Regions from separate parts of the Homo sapiens genome. Here regions 1, 2 and 3 are each linked to region 4. Evidence: chromatin loops called from intact Hi-C (ENCODE). Cell type or tissue: dorsolateral prefrontal cortex. All regions are shown on one strand.

Region 1 (5,000 bases), 170 kb after region 4:
TGAGGTCTAGAACCTTGTCTTGGAACTGTGCTCTGTATATCTGAGAGTCCCATGGTCACCCCCAACCTCTGATGGAGCAAACGTTTATCTGCAAGGAGAGGGAGCTGGGGAAGGCCCAGAGCCCTGGCTTCCACTTCCATCTGAGGAGCGAGGCCTTCGTCTGCTTTCGTTTTTTAAAAGGTTCTTTATTTGCGCAAGTCTGAAGTCGCTGGATGACCTCATCTCGAAGACTAGCGTGCTGTGTGCTTTATCACATGCCATATAATAGCAAGAACATGTTATACTCACACAGTTTGTATAATTAAAGGACTTACATTTTAAGGAAATACAACACTGGTGTGGGCATAAAGATAACAATGAAGAAAAAGAGTCATTAAAACTTAATTGCTCATCACATGTGCCAGCCAAGTTTAAGAACTACAGGTTAAAATGACAGCATTCTGTTAGCATCCATGCCCCCAGTCCACACATACACACACATGCTCTGACGTAGAGGCAGGAAAACAACATGGTTTAAAGATGTGGTTCCTGGACCTGGTTGCATATTGCAATTACCTGCGACCTTTGGAAAGGCACTGACCCCTGCCTGCAGAGACACTGATCCAATTAGTCTGGGGTGAGGCCCAGGCATCAGTATTTTTTTTAAGGTCCCCTGGTGATCCTGATGTGTGGCCAGGGCTAAGAAACACTGGCTCAAAAGAAATCCCCAGAACTAGCAAAAGAAAATCCAGATTTGAATTGCTATTCTGCTAGTTCTTAGCTGTATGAACTTCAAAACACAACCACTTCCTCCATTAGATAAAGAGGAAAAAGATAAAACATTGACAACACCAGCCCACTCACCTTCTAGGGCCATTATAAAAATCAATTTAGATTATGTAAGGGAAAGGCTAGGTAAAAAAAAAAAATGAAAGTCAGTATAAATTATGTTTTTACTTAAGGAATAACTCAGAGCAACATTAAATTCTCCTATGCTGAGAACCCTGAGACAAAGCACAGAAGCAGCCTAAGAAGCGAGAATGATGAAAAAAATCAGGAAAAAAGGGTTGTGATTCTGGGTTTTAGCTACAAAGCCAACGTACAGCCTTCCTGCCTCCTGACTATGAAACCAGTGATTTGTGATTTGAGCTTAAATCTCTTTATGATATAAAATGAAAATGTTCTGGGCTCAGGACAATTAGCTAGAGAAGCCCATGATTTTACAGGTTGGAGCTGGAACTGAAGCCCCATGCCTGCCCATGACTTCAGAAGAAGATTTAATCTACAGGCATTTACTCCTCGCGGAAATGGAAGAGGTGACTCTTGGGGATGGGAGGCAGGAGACTGGCCAACAGGAAAGTGTCCAGGTCTTTGTCCTGAAGAAGCTCATCACACAAACTGGAAGGTGAAAATCAAAAGCGACATATTTGCTAATGGGACAAACAAGAGGAAGCCGCTCAGTTCTAAGGAGACGCGGTGCGTGATGGGTTCTGAGTCCCGGCGCCGTGGCCTGTGTGGAAAGTCGGGTTCTGCACCGCGTACGCTGGGTGCGGTTGCAGGTGGACAGCAGCTTCCCTTGCCACGTGCAGGCGCCGAGCCAGCCTGGCTCCCCGACCCACGCACCCTGTGCCCCCAGGTGCCAGCTCTTGCATTACAGGAGCCCACATGACCGGGTCTGAAAAGAACCTAAAAGTCACTGTCTCACAGAGTATTTGATAATTTTTAGCATTTCTATTCACAGCCTAGCTTTCTCTGGAGCATCTCACGAGACGTCAGAGTGCGATTCTAAGAGTGCAGAGGAGCGCTCGACAGCCCGCAGGTGCAGGGCGGGGCGGGTGGCTGTGCCCGGGCTGAGAGGAGCGGGTGGGGCCCGACTGCCCATCCAGGGCGCTGCTCTCTGGGCCTGGGCCTCAGCTGCGTGGGCTCTGCTTCCCTCTGTTGGTGTGGAGCGGGAAGGAAGGAATCTTCCCAGGCAAAAGGGGCAGCGAGCAGGGCAGGTGAAGGCTCTACTATCCTCAGATGCAAGAATTCCTGCAGAGTGACTGGGGGCGGGCGCAGGGGCCTGCAGCTCTGGGGTCCGTGGCTCAGGAAAGACTGAAGGCTGCCCTGCTCAGCCTCTCCTGAAGCTGAGTCGGTGCCGCTCAGGCCAGCCTGCGGCCTCCTTGGTTTGGGATAGCAATTCTATTCCCAAACGTTACATGAAAACAAACCTGAAATTGGAGAAAAAGTCCTTGTGAAATGCACAAAAGACTTACGGTTGGCTATGGAAAGAACTGTTGGGAAAATTCCCCACTTCGATTTCCTTTGCTATTTTTTATTTTCTTGTGGATGTCAGGACTCCATATTGCCCTCAGCAGTGACACGGTTTCTGGACAGGACACTGCAAACCCAGAGGTGGTTCGTCAGCACTCGGGGACAGCCTCCCATCCCTGTTGGGGCTCAGCGCGGGGCCCTGCCGGGACAGGTGCACAGACATAGCCGTCTGTGTGGCCCTCAGGGTCCCAGCCTCCACAAGCCACATTGAGAACACTGTGCTCAAGTCACACAGAGAGCAAAGTTTGTATTTGTAAATTTAAAAAAGACGAAGTGGTTCTACATCCTGATATCACAAGCAAGTTTGCTTCCAAGGAATCAGACGTATTGGATAAACTGTATCTGACAAACTATTCTCCCTAATTTATTTTAACCCCAAGTCTGTACACAGAGCAATCAGAAAGACATTTGAGATAAGGAGAGTGGGATAGGAGAGGAACGGATCTGTGGAAATCGGTGAGACGGGGAACCAAGGCACGCTCTTTTCCCTGAAACACACTCTGCAAAAGAACATTTTCCTCTGTCTTGCATGTTTATGTTTCATTTGCAAGTTCTGCTTACAGAGAAAATCTGAAGTCATAGAGACAGGATCAAGAAGATAGAGGCTCTGGATCTGGGGCCAAGACAGCCACCCTGGAGGCATCTGGAGCCAGAGGGTCCCAGCTTAGCAGCTCGGGGAAGTAAAGCCTCAAAACTGTCGTTGACATCAGGTGCCACTGGCCTCATGGGGCCTTTACTACGGCAGCTGTGTCCATCTTCTATGTAATCCAAAGGGCTGAGGGATAAGAAAAAGAACAAGAACAGCACCGAGGAGGGAAAGAAAATGCCTGTGTATTCTTAGGGGAACCTGCCAAGTGCACTAAGGAAAAAGGAAGAGTGAGGGCTTCAGAGCTCCGTCCCCAGTGCCCAGGTACTACAGATAGAGAGAGGACCTCATTCCCCATTCCCCCACGCTGACTGTGCTCCTTGAGGACAGAGCGCCCTTGGTTAGAGGCAGATCTGCAGGAGCAGGGCGTGGAGGGTGATGGTGAGCACTGTTCCCACACAGGTGGAGCTGGGCTTCCCTCGGAGCTAAGGAGGTGGAACTTAGAAGAACGAAGGCTTCCAGGTGAGGGGCCTCAGGGGGTCCCCGGGGAACAAAACACACCCCTGAGGAAGTAGTAACTGGTATAAGATGGTGTGTCTGTGTCCCTTAGGTGCGCAGGGCCAAAGCTTCCGCCTGAGGCTGCCCTGGCCCTTCTGGGAAGGACCTGCCCCTCGGCCTGGGGCAGGAGGTGGACACCAACCCCCAGGTGCAAGACCGGCCCCCTCCCTCCTCCCGGCTCCTCTGGAGTCAGACGTTTTTGAAAATGCACAAAGCAGAAGGAAAGATGTGGGACGAGATCCTTGGAAGGAACTCAGGCTTGTTCATGCCCAGTTCCAAGAACGCCAGCCTGCTCCGTGCTTGGCGCGCCTCTGAGGGATGCTTCTGGATAGCATCAGCCATGGGAAGGCAACGGCCACCAGCACGGGGGGCAGGACAGGGCCCCCCGCTTTCAGTGGAATTGGATGGTCTTGCTTTAAAAAGTAGTGGGGTGAATACAGAGGAGAGTAAGGAGGAAGAGAAAAAAAATCTGGGTTCTAAAAGATATCTTCATCTATCAGTGTAAAATATTAAATTATGGTGACAGCTCAGACCCTGAGGAATGAGGAACATGAGAATGGCCGAGAGACAAGCATGGTTGGTCACAGGTGACGGTTAGCGACTCACGGGCGGTGCCCCGGTCACTTGACTCTGCTTAGAAAACAACTGGCCATCTGAGGGGAGCCCTGTGGTGAGGGGAGCCCCTGGCATCCTCTCAACTTATGCCAGGCCCCAAGCACAACAAAAGCCTGGCTGTCCTTGTTGCATATCTTAGGATGGTTTCAATTTAGAAAGAATGGGGGAAGAGAGTTGGCAAGGACTGAGATCAGATGAATTTTGACTTGAGCTCAGCACAGCATCACCCAGAAGCCGCGTCTGATGCCCGCGCCTGATGCAGTTCATCTGAGGCCAGGCAGCCCAGCAAGGCTCAGCTTAAGCCACTGAACACATGCTGGAGACTGCATTGCATTCGAGATATGAACGGAAGGAGGAAAGAGAGGGCAGACAGTGAAGTTGAAATTACCTCATTCTACACATGAGACCAAAACTGAGTTAAATCTGCTTCACTTTCTGCCTGTTCTTTTTACTGGGGAGGCTGAGGGTATCTAAGTCACATGTAACTAGGAATAAACATTCAGCCCATTATTAAAGTGTCAGCGGATGCTCATTTCACCATTTACCTTGTAGAAGAAATCAATTATTAAGTATCTGTTGAAAGCAATAGTGTGTGCAAAGACTTGGGCAGGGTATTGTAGAAGACATTATACTACATTATATTATACAATAGTCCCTGTCCGCAAGAAGCTAACATTCCGGGTGGAGAAGCAATCAATGTGCATAAATGAGATCAATAACGTGCAGTTAAAAGTGATGTTCTTTTTTTTTTAGGTGGTGATCTCCCCTTCAATCTAGGTATTCAGGCAGAGACCGGATCAGCAGGTGAACACCAGTCAAGATTTCCGGAGAATCCCTGAATTAGGAGAGATGCTGGATGGTGTGAAATCTATGATCCGCCTTTCCTGATCACAGTCTGTGATACTAAAGCGTGCTGAGGCTTCAGAGCAGATGTGATAGGAGCTCAGGA
Region 2 (5,000 bases), 1.5 Mb after region 4:
ATTCTCTGCTCCAACACCAACCCCTGTCCTCCTGCAAATCCATGTGGGCAGACGGCCGCCTCTTCCACCAGCGCATCACACGACCCGCTGTGTCCCAGGCTGGGACACGACTTCAAGTGACAGTGTGATCTTCATGAAGTTACAGAAACATCCTAAGCCTCAGTTTCCTCATTGGTGGAGTGAATGATTTTCATGCCTCCCACTGGGGCCTTGTGAGGATTACATGACACGATGTGTGTAGGGCGGTCGGCGTGGCAGAGTACTGGGTGTTGAGTACTGAGTACCTGGCCCCGTAGAGAAGCCTGGGTGCCAGGCAGTGGTGAACATAGCCCAGGACAGTACGTTCTCATGCACGCCGTAGACGGGTTCATAGAAACGGCAACACACGTCATAGGTTCTTGGAAATGGCAGGCTTGGGTGAAATGGCAGTTAATGAAACCAGTTCCACAATGGGCGCGTTAATGAGCAAGACTGAAGTGCCTAGGGTGTCATTCTGGTCACAGGGTCATCACCAGACTTCGAAAAAAGACCCCAAACACTTCTTTTTTTTTTTTTTTTGAGACGGAGTCTCGCTCTATTGCCCAGGCTGGAGTGCAGTGGTGCGATCTCGGCTCACTGCAAACTCCACCTCCTGGGTTCACGCCATTCTCCTGCCTCAGCCTCCTGAGCAGCTGGGTCTACAGGCGCCCGCCACCACGTCCGGCTAATTTTTTGTATTTTTAGTAGAGACGGGGTTTCACCGTGTTAGCCAGGATGGTCTCGATCTCCTGACCTCGTGATCCACCCGCCTCGGCCTCCCAAAGTGCTGGGATTACAGGCGTGAGCCACCGCGCCCGGCCCCCAAACACTTCTAATATTAAATACTGAAGTAAATGTGGTTTACACATACATTTAAGAAAGATTAATAGAAATAAGATCCATGTTACCCAGTGATTCTGGTTCAGGGGTGCGGGTGGCCCACGCCTGACCTGGCAGCTCAGGGTGCAGGGTGGGCTCCAGCCCTGGAGAGGACGCTGTCCCATCGCAGGGCAACACACCCGCACTCACACAGGGACCGGGCAGACACACCAGGGACTCACGTGCACACGTGTGGACGCGGGAGGAAACCAGAGTGCCCAGAGACAACCCACGCAGACATGGGGAGAACAAACAGACGCCACAGACAGCGGCCCCAGCTGGGATTCAGTGTTTTTCCTCATCAGTGTTACAACGAAGCAAGGTTGGATGAAACAATTCGAGGACTTGCTGCCCGTAGCTTCCCCAGCTACAGCTGTTCAGCAGCGTCTAAGACGTTTTCCAAATTTGTTCTGTGAGGAACTGGACGTGATGCATTAGTGCCCTGGAAGGCACGGAGCCGTCATCTGTGGGTCTTCACCCCTTTCTCCCCTCTTATGTCTGATTCTTGCAGAAAACAAGAGCCGTTCGGCACTGGCTGCACAGTGCCCTCAATTGGAAGGGAAGAGGGCAGCGCTGGCTGAGAGGGCAGAGGAAGCCGGGACACCTCCTGGAGGAGGGAACACTCTCTGGGTTCTGGGGTTTAGGGAATTAGATAGCAAAGCCCTGTTCCAGGTTCCTGCAGGAGCTCCCACTGCTCCTCCTGGGGGCCGGAGTGGCATCCACAGGGCTCTCGGGGCAGCCAGGATTCCCTGTCTGTGGCCGGCCACCGGGCTGATGGCCCCTGAGTTGACCCAGGCAGCCTGCCTTGCCAGGACTGATGCTGAGCGCTGTTTGCTGGCTACTGAGTGAGAGAAACAGCGCACCACGGTGACTGTCAGGTGGAAGCCTGGTGAGGCCTGGGCAAGCGGGCAGCTGCAGCTCCAGCCCCAGCAGCACCTTGAAGCCCCTCGGCCCGGTGAACATGTGGGCCCTGGCAGCCACCTGCCCCATAGTTCTGTGGGGGTCAGCAGTGCGTGCACCTCCCTTCCAGATGCTCTGCTCCTGGGGCGTCTCGCACTTGTCTGGGGCTCAGTTTACTCCCATACAGGCGAGGAGCTTGGGTACAAACACCTCTGCCTCCACACTACCCCTCCCATGTGGGTACCCACTGTCACGCAGTCCCCACCCTGCAGACCCTCCACCAGGCTTCATGGAGGGGAGTCTGTGTTAATAGCAGGCACAGTGAAGGCGCACGGGGCCTTTCTTTGTACCTGGTTAATTCAGCAGTGTAGGATTATGCTTGCTTTAAAGCAAACGTGAGGGGCTATAAACACTGGGCCTGAAGTCAGAACCATTACCCTGATTTTATTCCCATAACTTCCGAGGAGGAGACCTATTGTGTAGACTGCAGAATCTGATCTGCAAAGTAGGAGGGAAACGGTTTGGTTAAGGAGAGAGCCGGGATTTATTAGGTGCTGCATTGAGGCATGACCGGAGAGCTGGCACGCGTGTATTTCTCAGAGCCCTCTGAAGCGTGGGCTGAGATGGATGAGCGCAGACACACAGCCTGGGGCTGCCCGGCGGTGGCGGCGGATCCGTGGCTCCATACTGCCATCTAGTGGGAAAAGAGGACGAGGACGGCGGCGCCCACACAGGCGCGGGGAGGTTTGCAGAGCCACGGAGGGCGCTCAGGCCGCCGATGCTTGCGGGAATTCTTTTTGGGTGGGTGGGTGGGTGGGGGGGGTGTGTGTGTGTGTGTGTGTGTGTGTGTGTGTGTGTGTGTGTGTGTGTGTGTGTGTGTGTGTGTGTGTGTGTGTGTGTGTGTGTGTGTGTGTGTGTGTGTGTGTGTGTGTGTGTGTGTGTGTTAGGAAGGGAGACGAGTTAAAGGCGTAGAAAGGACAAAGAGCAGGCGGGAGCAGGAGGCAGAGGCCGAGGTGTCAGACTCTTCAGAAAGCACCCGGCCTCGCTCCGCGTGAGTTCTCATCCTCAGTGGCACCCACGTTGTGTCCCTGCGGTGACAGCAGCCACGTAGACCTGACGACCGAAAGAGCAGTCAGGAGAAAGAAAGGTCACTTTGGCCGTTGATGGCAAAGACGAACTCTGGATGGAGGCTGGGCCAACCCCATGCGGAGCTCCATCGGCCGGGGAGGCGGGAAACATGCCCGGCGTTTCTTCAGGGGCAGGACGAGATCCCTGACAGATGTCGCGTGGCTCTCAATCGTCCTTATTCGCGGGCAGCTATTCATCCGGATGCTCCTCCCTTAGGCCTGAAACTGCTCTCGCGCTCTGCCCACGCCGTAGAAGGCAACTCAAGGTCACTGCATGGAAACCGTGCCCTTCGCTTCCCCTGTGGGCCCATCAGGGTCTGTGGCCGGTGAGGGCTGAGGTCACCAGACGCAACCCGGCTCAGCTCAGCAGTTCGGAACCAAGAACCACACGTTTCTTAGTTGCAAGCAGGAAAATCGCAGTCGGGCTAATTTAAGCACAAAGGGAATTTGTTGAAAGCGTTTTGGGAGCTCGCAGGAATTCTGGGAGGCCCGGAGCCCCGCCTCGGTGCGTGTGGAAGGGAACAAAGCCCATGGATTGTGCCGCCCACCACGACCTGCAAGGGCCCCTCGGCTGCCAGCAGCAGGTGCGGGTGGTTGCTAGGCTGCCCGCTGTTGCTATGGAAGCGGCTGTGCTGCTGTGTTTGCATTTCACTAGCTTCCTGTGCAGAGCCTGGGGGCCGGTCTGTCTGGTACCTAGAGCTCGGGGCCATTTTGTGGGCCTGCACAGGTTGTGCACTGCACAAATCCAGAGCCACTATTCATAGAGCTACAATCCGCACAATTCTACATGGAAGCTTTGTAGGCGTCCATGCCTTAGATACAAAGGAGGCTGGGAAGCACATATTTTTCCATTTCTATGGTGGGAAGAAAATGTGTTTCCTAAGGATGGAGATATCCCAAACAGCGTATATCAGTTAGCTTTTGTTGTGTAACAAACCACCCCAAAACTTTGTGATTTTTTTTTTTTTTTTTTTTTTTTTTTGGAAATGGAGTCTCGCTCGTTTAGCAGGCTGGAATGCAGTGGCGTGATCTCGGCTCACTGCAGCCTCCCGGTTCAAGGGATTCTCTTGCCTCAGACTCCCAAGTAGCTGGGACTATAGGCGTGTGCCACATGCCCGGCTAATTTTTTGTGTTTTAGTAGAGATGGGGTTTCACCGTGTTGCGCAGTCTGGTCTTGAACTCCTGAGTTCAGGCAATCAGCCTGGCTCAGCATCCCAAAACGCTAGGATTACAGGCGTGAGCCACCACGCCTGGCCAAAACTTAGTGATTTTAAATAATAACCATCCATTTAACCATTAATCTTAACTCTGTAGTCAGCAATTTGGACTGAGCTAAGCTGGGCAGTTGTTATGGTCTTGGCTGGGCTCACTCTGGTGTCTCTGGGTAGCTGGTGGGGTGGCTGGTCTCCAGTGCATCAGCTGGGAGGCCTGTCTGCAGCCTGCAGATTCTCACTTCAAGTAACTGGCCTGAACATGTCTGCAGGGTGGCAGCAGCATTTTGGCGCTGCTTCAAAAAGAGTGGGTGCACACGGGGCCCCCCGAAGCCTCCACTCAGAGCTGGAGCATCACTCTGTCTCCTTCTGTGCCCCAAGTTGGTCATGAGGTGAGCCCAGGGGTCAGGAAATAGACTCTGCCCATGATGGGAGAAGCTGTGGAGTTCCATTGCACAGGGGTGTGAGGGACTGTGGCCACGTTTGCAGTTTGCCACTTGTGTGAAGGAAGTTCAGATGTGGCCAGAATCAGGACAGACATCCATTGTGGCAGGGTTTGGAGAGGAGAGGGAAGGCCACTCCAGGTGACCGGCAAGGACTGGGCATGTGTTGAACTGAAGGCCTGGTGGCCCAAGTGGACCTGCGTCCTGCCAGCTACGATCCAGCCCTTGCCGCTTTCCCTGAAGGTGTGTCAGGCACTGTGAGCTGGGGTAGGTCCTTCTGCTAAAAAATTCCATCACAGTTTGTTGGGGGATTGTGGCAGCAGTGGGTGTCGAGAAGACAGTTTCTGGCATTGCTCTTGGGCTCAGGTACCACGAGGGTGCTGCCAGACCACACCGAGATGCTCTGCTCATCCTTGATGACC
Region 3 (5,000 bases), 210 kb before region 4:
TACGCAGCCCCGCGGGTTGGTCTGTTTTATTGGGTGGGGGTGGTTTTCATGTTGCCAATAATTAGCTGTGGGCTGATGGGGAGAGGGAGGGTGGCCTATGAGTTGTTCAGTGTTTGGTCTTGCCATATGGAAGGTGGGTGCATTTCCCTGAAAGGGTGGCTTCCTGAGATGGGTGCTCTGGGGGCACTTCAGGCCAGGACCCCAAATGCAGAAAACTCTAGATGTAGCTGTGCCACAATTTATTGAGGAGTTATCTCTTGATAGTAGGGTCATAGATGGCTTTGTTTTCTTATTTTTGCTTAAATAAATATTTATAATTTTCTGTAAAGATTTTAACTTTTCTATTCAGGGAGGAAGGGAGTTTAATTACTACGTTAGAAGCTTCTTGGGATGTTATGAAATAATACTCAAGAACAAAAAGGATATTCATATTGTTTGCCCAGTGATTTGCTCCAAGAGATTTATCCTAAATAAATAATTTACTTTTTTATTTTTTTGAGACAGGTTCTTGCTCTGTCATCTAGGCTAGAGTATGGTGGTGCAATCACACAGCTCACAGCAGCCTTGACCTCCTGGGCTCAAATCAATCCTCCCACCTCAGCCTTCTGAGTAGCCAAAGAAATAACAGAAGCAAAGTGCTGTATATATGAAAGAAATGTGTATTATTGCCCTCTCTTTAATAGTAAAAGCAGGAAACAGCCTGAATGCCTCAAAGCTAGAACCTAGTTTTGGCACTGAGGGGTACATCTGAACAGTAGAATATACGTAGCTGTGAAGATGACAATTAAGATGATTACATAGAGACAAGGACGCGTGTTTCTGCTGTGATGTTGTGTGAAAAGGCAGGATATGTGACAATTGTCATAGTTTTCATGTAGATGAGGATTTCAAACAACACGTAAGAATGAAAGCTGTATAGAAGGGCTGAGTGAATGGGGAGCTTATCCTCCCAAAACTTCAATAAAACAGTGGTTTCAGCCGGATGATCTGCGACATTGTAACACTGATTGACCCACTGTAACATTCGGGTCAGTCATTTAACCTCCGCACTCTGGATTTTCTCACTTGCCAAACGGAGGTGACAACACCTACTCCCACCTACACCTCAGGGCATTGGGCGTAACAGGAGGGAGCTCTGCCGGTTTTGCACGCGAGAGCTTCCACACGTGTGCACAGGGTGCTCATACCCCTGGCATCGTCAGAAACATCAGCACCAGCCTTAGTTGGTGTGAGGCCCTATCCTGCAAAATATGACAAAATTACCTTGGACATCTCAGTAATTTTCAAAGCTTCCCTTTCATCTAGCACTCAGACTCATGAAATACCAGGTCCAGAAACAAAACCAGAAATGATTTCCTCCAATTCTCTCATGTAAATTGTCACAGCGAATCCGCAGACACCAGGGGAAGAATGACACCCTTGCCCTCACACAGCCTGGCCTGGAGTGAGGGGTCCTGGCCCCGGCTTCCAGCACAGCCCCGCCCTCCAGTCCCTGCCCCTGCTGCTGTAGGGACATGCCCTGAGCGGGTGTCCCCAGCGCTCCGAGGTGTGGGGCAGACTATGGATAGAGCTCACGGATGGTGCACTCCTGCTGGGTACCTGAGCACGCGGTCCGAGGCCTGGCTGGACTTGGACACGTCGCAGCTCTGGTGCTTTTCCTGTGCCTTGGCCAGTTTCTCTGCTGCAGCGATCGGGCATCCGGAGAGGCTGCAATCACAGAAAGCGGGTTGAATGGTCCCGCCTCAAACACCTTCACAGCACACTAATCCTCCCTTAGCACCAAGACCCTGATGCAGGTGGAGCTGGTGAGGGAGGGGTAGTTTCCCAAACCTGGCACAGGCAGTCCTGATGGGTGGACTGGGAGAGGGGGAGGTAGTCATGTTTCCAGGTGCATGCTTTCTGCTGGTCTCCAGCAGAGAATGCTGGCGGCAGTGCTATGTGTGAGGTGTATTCAATCCTTCCCAATGAGAGCATCCCAGCTCCCATGCATTCGGGAGGACATAGCTGGTGAAAACTGTAGACAGATTCCATTTCTGGAGATGAAGAATTAACAGCTTGGGTAGGATGAGTTTTGAAGCCCCAGAATGGCAATGAATTGACTGTTACCAGAAGATGGAGCTCCAAGCTGATTTCCTAAATGCTATTGACTGTGGCGTCTGGGGGGCCTGTCTGACTTTAGCCCTTTGGTGTTCTCCACAAGCAGGGAAATGAAAGTGGAGAGGAAAGCAGAATGATTTCTAGGACTGCAATAAAATGTTTTGTGGAGCCAAATAGTTCAGGCTTAGTCTAGACGGAGGAGACAGCAGCTGGGCTCTTTTGTGTGCAAGCTCACTTTATGTGAAATCACCGTGTCTGCTCTGTGGGTGTCTACATACGTATCTGCTCATATGCACAGACGCTCACCCCATATATGTGTCATATCCCAAAAATACGCCTGTGCTGAGGTTTGACGGAGGCCCTGACGCTGCGGATGCTGCATCGAACAGCACACAGCACGCACCTCTCCAACCTATCGATCATTTCCTGCTTCTGCAGATTAAACACCTGAATGTCTCTGGAGGGCACAGTGGTCATTTGTTTCATTATAAATGTAACACAAAGGACCAGGTTTGCCAGTCAGACAAGCAAAAATTAGAGTGAAGCTTGTAACAGTTTCCTTCTTTTAGATACAATTTTACGTGAACTCATAAAACCATAGACTGTAAGACAAACTTTAAAAGAATCACTTTTTGGCCTCTGGGAAAAAAAAAGTTATCAGATAAGAACGCAATATTATGGGCAGCTGAGTAGTTCTTATCAAGTCTGCACAGGACAGGAAAAGAGAACTCAGATCTTTCACAAACAAAAGAGTGGTTCTGAGTCCATTGGTTAGCAGGAGTCCAGAATCTATTTCCCTGGCACCCCAGCCTCCCACAGACCACCCCCCAACCTGCTAAACATCTGCAGGTTTTCTGAAGACGTCCATACTTGTGACCTGGGGTTTCCATAGAATTCCAAGGGCAGCCAAGCCAAGCTACACACTGTACAGGCGTGCTGCATTCCAGGCCACGTCCTGTCCAATGAACACTAGGACAGCCCTGTCTTCACCTCGGAGGACAGCGAAGGCTTGGTCTCCTTCCTTCCAGCCATTGTAAATGGTCATGGTTTCCACTCCTGATACTATACCCTGCTATGATAAGGTGGGTGGGGCAACTAAAACCATCCAGTTTGCACCACAAGGGCGTGGAGTGCTTTCACTCCCGTGCATTATATGGAGGTGCCCGCACTTGGGGAGCACGGTGGGGAGCACCATATGGAGCGTGGTAGGCCCCCCAGGAAGGAGAAGGCATGGAGAGCAGCCGGTGCTCCCTCCCACACCAGTGACCCACGCGTGGCTTACCTTCGGTGGGAGTTCCTGTTGCTGTTGACATGCCCGCGCCCCGTGCAGCCCGGAGTGGGGCACTTGAGGACACTTTCATGCATGGCAAGGACTTGACAGGGAGAGGCAAAGAGAACAGCCAGTGTTAAAACAGAGGCACGGTTAGGGCACATGAAAATGCAGTCATTTAACAAAGGCCAGGTCGCTCATGATAGACAGTCCTACAAACGTTTGTGATGGGCATGGCCAGGAAAACACACATGGGAGGAGAAAGAAGGTTGACTGGACCCTACGGACCCTACACGAAAGGCCAGAGAAAGAAGGTTGACTGGACCCTACAGACCCTACATGAAAGGCCAGAGAAAGAAGGTTGACGGGACTCTATGCTAAGGGCCTCACACAGCAGAGGCGCTGGAGCCAGGAGCTGGGGAGTTCAGAGAACACAGAACTGACTCTTTCCTGATGGGCTAGGGGAGCGAGGGCCTCACAGATATTACCCATGCACAAGCATGGAGTATTGATTAGCCATAGAACAACACAGAGGCTGGGGATTTTAAAAACATGCCTGTGCTTTGGAAACACACAGCATTATGAACGTGTGGTGGGTAGATGAATACAGAACCACAAACCTTAATTTTAAATAAAATGAATTAAATAATCACTCTTCCTTTAGGAATCAAGTGCTTTATTATTCTTTAAATAGGATGAGCTAGAAGAGTAAGCGTCTGCGTTTTTACCCTGTGAAATTAACAAGCGGGAGAGGCCTCTTGCATGGACACCTTTTGTGGTGCAAGGATGCTACTGGCTGGTCGGCAGGGGAGAGCTGCTTGAATTTTCCCAGCAGTGGTGTTGGACCTGAATTATTTGTGTCTTCCTTCTTTTCTGGTCCTTCATGAACGCTCTACTACTCTGGGTTCTGGGGGAAGGTTAGCAGGGACGAAGGGACCCCCACACGGACCCTGTCTGCATCATGCTCTGCTCCTCTGAGCCCGCTGTCTCCAAACTCCAGGGGAATGGGGTGGTGGCTTTCCCTGACAGCAAGGTTTACCTGAGGCCAGGTGAACATGGAAGGTCTATTCAAAACAGATCTGCCTACTCTAGTTATGTAATTGTATTTTTGACACTTTTCCTCCTTCTCTAGAACAACCTCTCTCTTTCCCCTGCAGTCTGCTGGGCACTGAATCCCACATCCACATGGTGTTGCTGTTATCTGAGTCCACACCCTGTCTTCTTACTGCTGGGCAGTCCCTTCAGCAGAGTTTGCTTTGGTATTAGCTTTATCGCTCCCACAGTTCCTGGCTTGTCCTGGATGTGGTAGGTCCTAGTAAGTGCTGTCAGAAAAATGAATGATCAAAGTGAGTCCACCTTTGGTTCATCTTGTGCTGGCACCTGGCTGGAGGGGGTCACAGGAGGGTTCCTTTCTGAGAGGATCCAAGCACAGTTCCCTGCCCCCTTCCTCCCTGTCCCAGAGGAAGAAGTGCTGCTCCTCCCTACAGGGAGGCCTCTCCAGGAAGCATGTGCGTGGTCCTCCTTCCTGCAGGATGTCGATCTACCTACTTCGTTCATTCTTTCTTCTTTATCATTTGTCCACCACCGTGTGACAACAGCACACGAATGCTTCTCTTCACACTGCTCCCCTCTG
Region 4 (5,000 bases):
TATTTAATATGAAGAATTGCTTAAAATTTTTCAAGCATAAGTTGAAGTATATTAATCAATAAAACAACTGAGATAATCCTATTCTACTTGAAGTCCTAATTGAAGATAACTTAAGCAAAATAATTGGTGCATAAACACTGATATTAATGATTTCTCCAATAATATTATGTGGCTATAACTAAGGTTGAGATATCAAAATCAGTGATTCCAGAAATTCCCAGAGAAACTCTACTCAGATATCCCATAGCCATAAAATCAATTACAAGGATGCCTGTTACAAACATAGAAGGGTTATAAATGTGGTTATGCCTTGTGCTTGTCAAAATATTTGAAAATTCCTCAAATTTTAAAATCGACAACAAAACAAATTCTGTTAAGGATAGTGCCTTGGATACTACCAATCAATATTAAATAATTCCAGTCATTTTGCTTGGATTTTTTTTCAGTGAAACTTGAATTATTATGACAAAAGGAATTTTAAAAATCTAAATTTAACAATTATCCATCAAATACCACTTCCTCCCTCCCAGACTAAACTACCACAAGAAAACATCAAGTACATTCTACTTTCTCAACAATAGTTTTATCAAGGTTGGAACACTGACATTTTCATAATGAGAGGTAAATAGAATAAGGCGCCATCTCCTAGGAGAACAGTGACGGAATTAAGAGCTCTCTGTATAAATGACAGCGTGCGCCAGGGCGCATGGTTGCTTCCAGTTTTCCTGCCACCATATTCATTAGGTTAAATATTCAACCATGTGGTTAAGACAAACATTTGAAGATACAGAATATCTCTAGCTACTGGTTGGGTTTGCATTTACACTGAAACCTTACGCTACCTCTGAATCACAGCTTCACGCTAACAGGACATTTTCACGTACATTTTTCAAAGGTGTGAAAACATGTTTGACCTGGCCAAAAAAAATTAGAAAAATGGTGAGAGGACAACCTGTTAGGCAATTTGCTAGGAATAAATAACACTTGTAATAATATATTGCTTTAAAAATTACAGAGTGCTTTTACCTACATAAATAGGCACTTAAGAATTCATGCTTACAGTAAATAAATAGTAATCTATGAAAAATGTAGTCTAAGGTAAAAACTCATAAATATCTCATCTTATTTGGGAGTCATTACCCAAAAGTAATTAAGGGAAAATAAAATTCAGTTTTTGTGTAATGAATATATTAAAAATTTATCTCAATGCAGACTACTGAATTAAGTATTTGAATTCTAAAACAAGTTTTCAGAATTAAATGATCATATTTCCATTTTCCATTTTCCGTAAGAAAAAATTCATCTTAAAACCTGGAGTAGGAGAAGCATGCTGTGCATTTCAGGGTACATCCCTGAGTGCAGCTCAGCCCAGGTTTAACCTCAGTTCCTTACTTATTCTTCCCTTGCTAGTGACAAGAGTTAACATCATGATTCGCATTAATACAAGACACAATAATATTAATTTCATAGTGTTAGAAATACTCAAGTATACAAAACTGTATGTATGCATTCTCTTTCTAATTATAAATTATTTCAAATGTCCAAACTAACATACATTACCTTTTAAACATACTAACTGTAAAGTGAAAGTATTTTTTTTTAATCATAGCTATCTTACGTCACTTACAAGGAAATTTGGTTTGCGGAAATATGACAGAGAAAAGAAATATGTATGTGTGCGAGTGAGGGTGTGTGCCTGTTTAAGAGAATAAAGGAGACTTAGATGACTGAAAACACCTAACATTCACAAATGAGGGAAATGGAGATCAACCTTAGGAGATTTGCCCAGCTCGTTACAAAATCTGGGTTAGGATGCCGTTCTTTGCCCCCCATGGTAACAGAGTTTTAGTCTAGATCGCCGGCATGCCTCACTACAATATGATAGTGTTAATCGTCAAATTAGCTCAATCAGCTGAGTTTTCTATGAGGAATGGACACTGGTTCCTTTGCGTCTACATTCACAGCCCTGGGAGGGAGTGGTCGCTGCCCTTGCAAGCTCAGCTTAGGGTAAATCACAAGCCAGCCATGTACACCTTAAAGCTGGGGATGAACGTCATCTGCCTGGGCCTCTGTTTTCTCATAAGTCACGTGCTGCTTGTAAAATGCATAATGTGATGACTATAACTTAACCTGTTTCAAAAATAGTACTTACCTCTCTGCTTGTCTCTTCTTTCCACTACATTAAGCTTCCTATTAAGGCCTTTTTTATTTATTTTTATTTTTAAAAATCATTGTAAAGTCAGTACAGGGCTTGTTCTCCATCTCACTCTTTTAAACCTAAATTATTGTGCCCTGAAGGCCGGCTCTGTACGCTGGTACACTGTGAGGGATGGATGTGAAGCTAAGGGGAGTCATGCTCTTACAAAAATCAAGCTGTTGGTGAAACTCAAACAAGAGAAGCTAAAAATTTATAATTAAGGTAACTCTTAAGGTATTACTTGTTCCTATAAAGCAGTTTGTAAATTACGAAAGATGATCCCATGCTCCCCACTCCGCACTGTGGATACGAATGTGCGCATTGCACACACGTGTGTGTGTATTATCCTCATCTCTGAACCGTGCAATACCTCGCTCATAGCGACCACCGAAGATTCCTACCAGCTGTCCCCATTGAGTGCGCACTGTGTGGTGGGTGTTTTAATCTCAGGAATCCTGCAGACTCCCCCGAAGTCCATTTCCAGTGAACCTGTGTGTTAGACCCACGGCCACCAGGTGGCGATGGCGGTCACCGGGAGGCCGGCGCGGAGGAACCAGCGCCCACAGACCCTTGCTCGGCGGAAGTCAAGGAGGTGCCCCCCAGCCCGTGGATCGAACTGCCGGATTTTCATTTTATAGTGCAACTCTTTTAAACATGATTCCATGTTAAAAATAATTGTGCTTGTAAGTCTTTTAAACTCGCTCTCCTTCAATCATATTGGCGAGGAAAACATTTTCTAATTTGCAGCCCAGGCTGGAGTGCAACGGCGCGGTCTCGGCTCACTGCAAACTCCACCTCCCGGGTCCGGGTTCAAGCAATTCTCCTGCCTCAGCCTCCCGAGTAGCTGGGATTACAGGTGTCCACCATCATGCCCAGCTAACTTTGTATTTTTAGTAGAGACGGGGTTTCACTATGTTGGCCAGGCTGGTCTTGGACTCCTGACATCGTGATCCGCCCGCCTAGGCCACCCAAGGTGCTGGGATTACAGGCATGAGCCACCGCCCTCAACCTCTTTCTTTGTTGCTTTTTGTTTTTTGAGATGGAGTTTGTTTCGCTCTGTCACCCAGGCTGGAGTGCAGTGGCGTGATCTTGGCTCACTGCAACCTCCGCCTTCCGGGTTCAAGCAATTCTCCCGCCTCAGCCTCCTGAGTAGCTGGGATTACAGGTGCGCACCACCATACCCAGCTAATTTTTGTATTTTTGGTAGAGACGGGGTTTCACCTTGTTGGTCAGGCTGGTTTCGAACTGCTGACCTCGTGATCCGCCCACCTCGGCCTCCCAAAGTGCTAGGATTACAGGTGTGAGCCACCGCGTTTTTTCAAGCTTTCAGGAATTCTCTATTATGAATGCAGTCTTCGTCCTCCCACTTTGCTACTGGAGCCCAGGAGGGGGCTGCGGTCGCCTGTGATCTCAGTCCCTTCTTGCTCTATCAATGATTGTTTCTGCCACATGAGACCACCCGGGAAGGAAAGGGTTGCTTGGCTGATGCCGGCCCCGATGGCAGGGAAGCACTGCTGCTCCCCGCACCCCTGACCAGGGAAGGTGAGGTCTTCCTACGCTCTTGTTAAACTGTGCGTCTGTCAGCAGGGCGGCACCGTCATCTGGCGATGATGTGCACGTGGACCTGATTATGGCACTGGTGAGATCCCACACTATCCAATGTGACTAGCAATGCCGTGCAGTCAACTGCCTGTATCTCCCACTCACTTTAAGAGTGTGGGCACCGGCTCCAGACTGTCTGGCTTGGAGTCTGAGTGCTACTTCTTCCTGTATGTGCCATCTTGGACGATGTATTTGACCTTTCTGTACCTCGGTTTACTCATCTGTCATGGGAACACTGCAGCCCCTCTCTCCTGGGGACTCTCATGGGGACTCTGCAGGTGGAATGCACTGATGGATACGAGGTGCTCAGAGCAGTGGCTGGAACACGGAAGCACCCAGGGCATCAGAGCCACCATCATCACAGAATGTCTGCCTGTGTCTGGCATTAGACTACACGAAGGGGTAGGAAAAAGCCCACCTTCCTCCCTGTAATGGCCGGCGTAGGCACATAACACATGTGTAACACGCTATCATATACAAAGTAATTCATGTACAGGGTCCAAGTTCTTAAAGAACTCAAGTCCTCCAAACAAAATAGACGATTTAAAGCTAACAGCCATTACTTGGACATTGTTGTATAGTCTTGGGCCATGGGCAAAATTTACCAATGTGTAAGAGTTTAAAGTTGTTCCTCTTCGCTTCTCTGTCACAGAGAACGCTGGGTTGGCCATACAACTTACTGTCCTTCCGCATCAGTGGAGGGTTCTGTCTCTGCCAGGCTGGTTCCTGGTGTTTTGTACAGAATTGTGGAACTGGGAGGGAGGATAGGAATGTGTGTGTGTGTGTGTGTGTGTGTGTGTGTGTGTGAGAGAGAGAGAGAGAGAGACCAATGAGTAGAAGACAGAACTGGATCCACACAGGGATTTCTATGGGGAGGCGCAGACAGGGACAGTAGGAGAGAGAGCTTGGGGGCAGTCACACAGGGTGAGGGAATGAATGCAAACTGAGAGAAGCCAGGAGATTGAGGGGTTTTCAGGGCACGCTGGCTCGCCTGACCTTGTGTTTCCTCCCCAACATTCTGGCACAGTGGGGGATCATCTGACCCATTTCTTTGGGCACAGCATCACTGCCGGATGAAACTCTGAAGGCTCAGGCTATGTTGGGTTACCCTGTTTTTCTGTAATCCTAGGATTTAAAGAATTTGATTTGTTTGGGGCTGTTTCAGCATCTTAGAGCCTGTGGGAGGCGGAATAATGCTCTT

Evidence for each region. Hi-C counts contacts between places; a loop is a spot of excess contacts. Peaks named below come from ENCODE experiments on the same cell type or tissue, not always from the same donor. Only the 100,000 strongest peaks of a DNase experiment are listed, where the experiment ranks them.
Region 1: it touches region 4 in a loop (3-fold over the local background); 33 of 110 quality-filtered maps call a loop at or near these places.
Region 2: it touches region 4 in a loop (5-fold over the local background); 11 of 110 quality-filtered maps call a loop at or near these places.
Region 3: a loop joins it to region 4, with 2.4 times the contacts of the local background. A loop is called at or near these places in 17 of 110 quality-filtered maps.

Annotation. Positions count from the first base shown.
Region 1 is chr2:2,290,165-2,295,164 of GRCh38, forward strand. All of the region lies in intron 1 of MYT1L (myelin transcription factor 1 like), which reads right to left. Among named protein-coding and RNA genes, the nearest start is that of MYT1L-AS1, 27 kb to the right of the region's middle. RefSeq lists enhancers at 1,825-2,613, 3,621-4,120. In dorsolateral prefrontal cortex, a CTCF peak has its summit at 1,891 (motif pointing left); DNase peaks (open chromatin) are centred at 1,529, 1,918, 3,732 and 4,304; H3K4me3 peaks cover 288 bases; H3K27ac peaks cover 4,780 bases; H3K27me3 peaks cover 781 bases.
Region 2 is chr2:3,648,702-3,653,701 of GRCh38, forward strand. It overlaps a transcript of ALLC not described here. Among named protein-coding and RNA genes, the nearest start is that of ALLC, 7.0 kb to the right of the region's middle. RefSeq lists enhancers at 2,850-3,129, 3,240-3,988, 3,240-3,479. In dorsolateral prefrontal cortex, CTCF peaks have their summits at 2,449 (motif pointing left) and 3,158; DNase peaks (open chromatin) are centred at 2,460, 3,056 and 3,450; H3K4me3 peaks cover 1,460 bases; H3K27ac peaks cover 3,179 bases.
Region 3 is chr2:1,908,641-1,913,640 of GRCh38, forward strand. MYT1L (myelin transcription factor 1 like) reads right to left here. Exons shown (of 25, transcript NM_001303052.2): 12 at 3,380-3,470; 13 at 1,600-1,707. Among named protein-coding and RNA genes, the nearest start is that of PXDN, 170 kb to the left of the region's middle. In dorsolateral prefrontal cortex, CTCF peaks have their summits at 2,121 (motif pointing right) and 2,326; DNase peaks (open chromatin) are centred at 2,151 and 2,383; H3K27ac peaks cover 3,698 bases.
Region 4 is chr2:2,118,268-2,123,267 of GRCh38, forward strand. The region is part of intron 3 of MYT1L (myelin transcription factor 1 like); the gene reads right to left. Among named protein-coding and RNA genes, the nearest start is that of MYT1L-AS1, 200 kb to the right of the region's middle. RefSeq lists a silencer at 2,642-2,731. In dorsolateral prefrontal cortex, CTCF peaks have their summits at 2,704 (motif pointing right) and 2,904; DNase peaks (open chromatin) are centred at 2,724 and 3,822; H3K4me3 peaks cover 506 bases.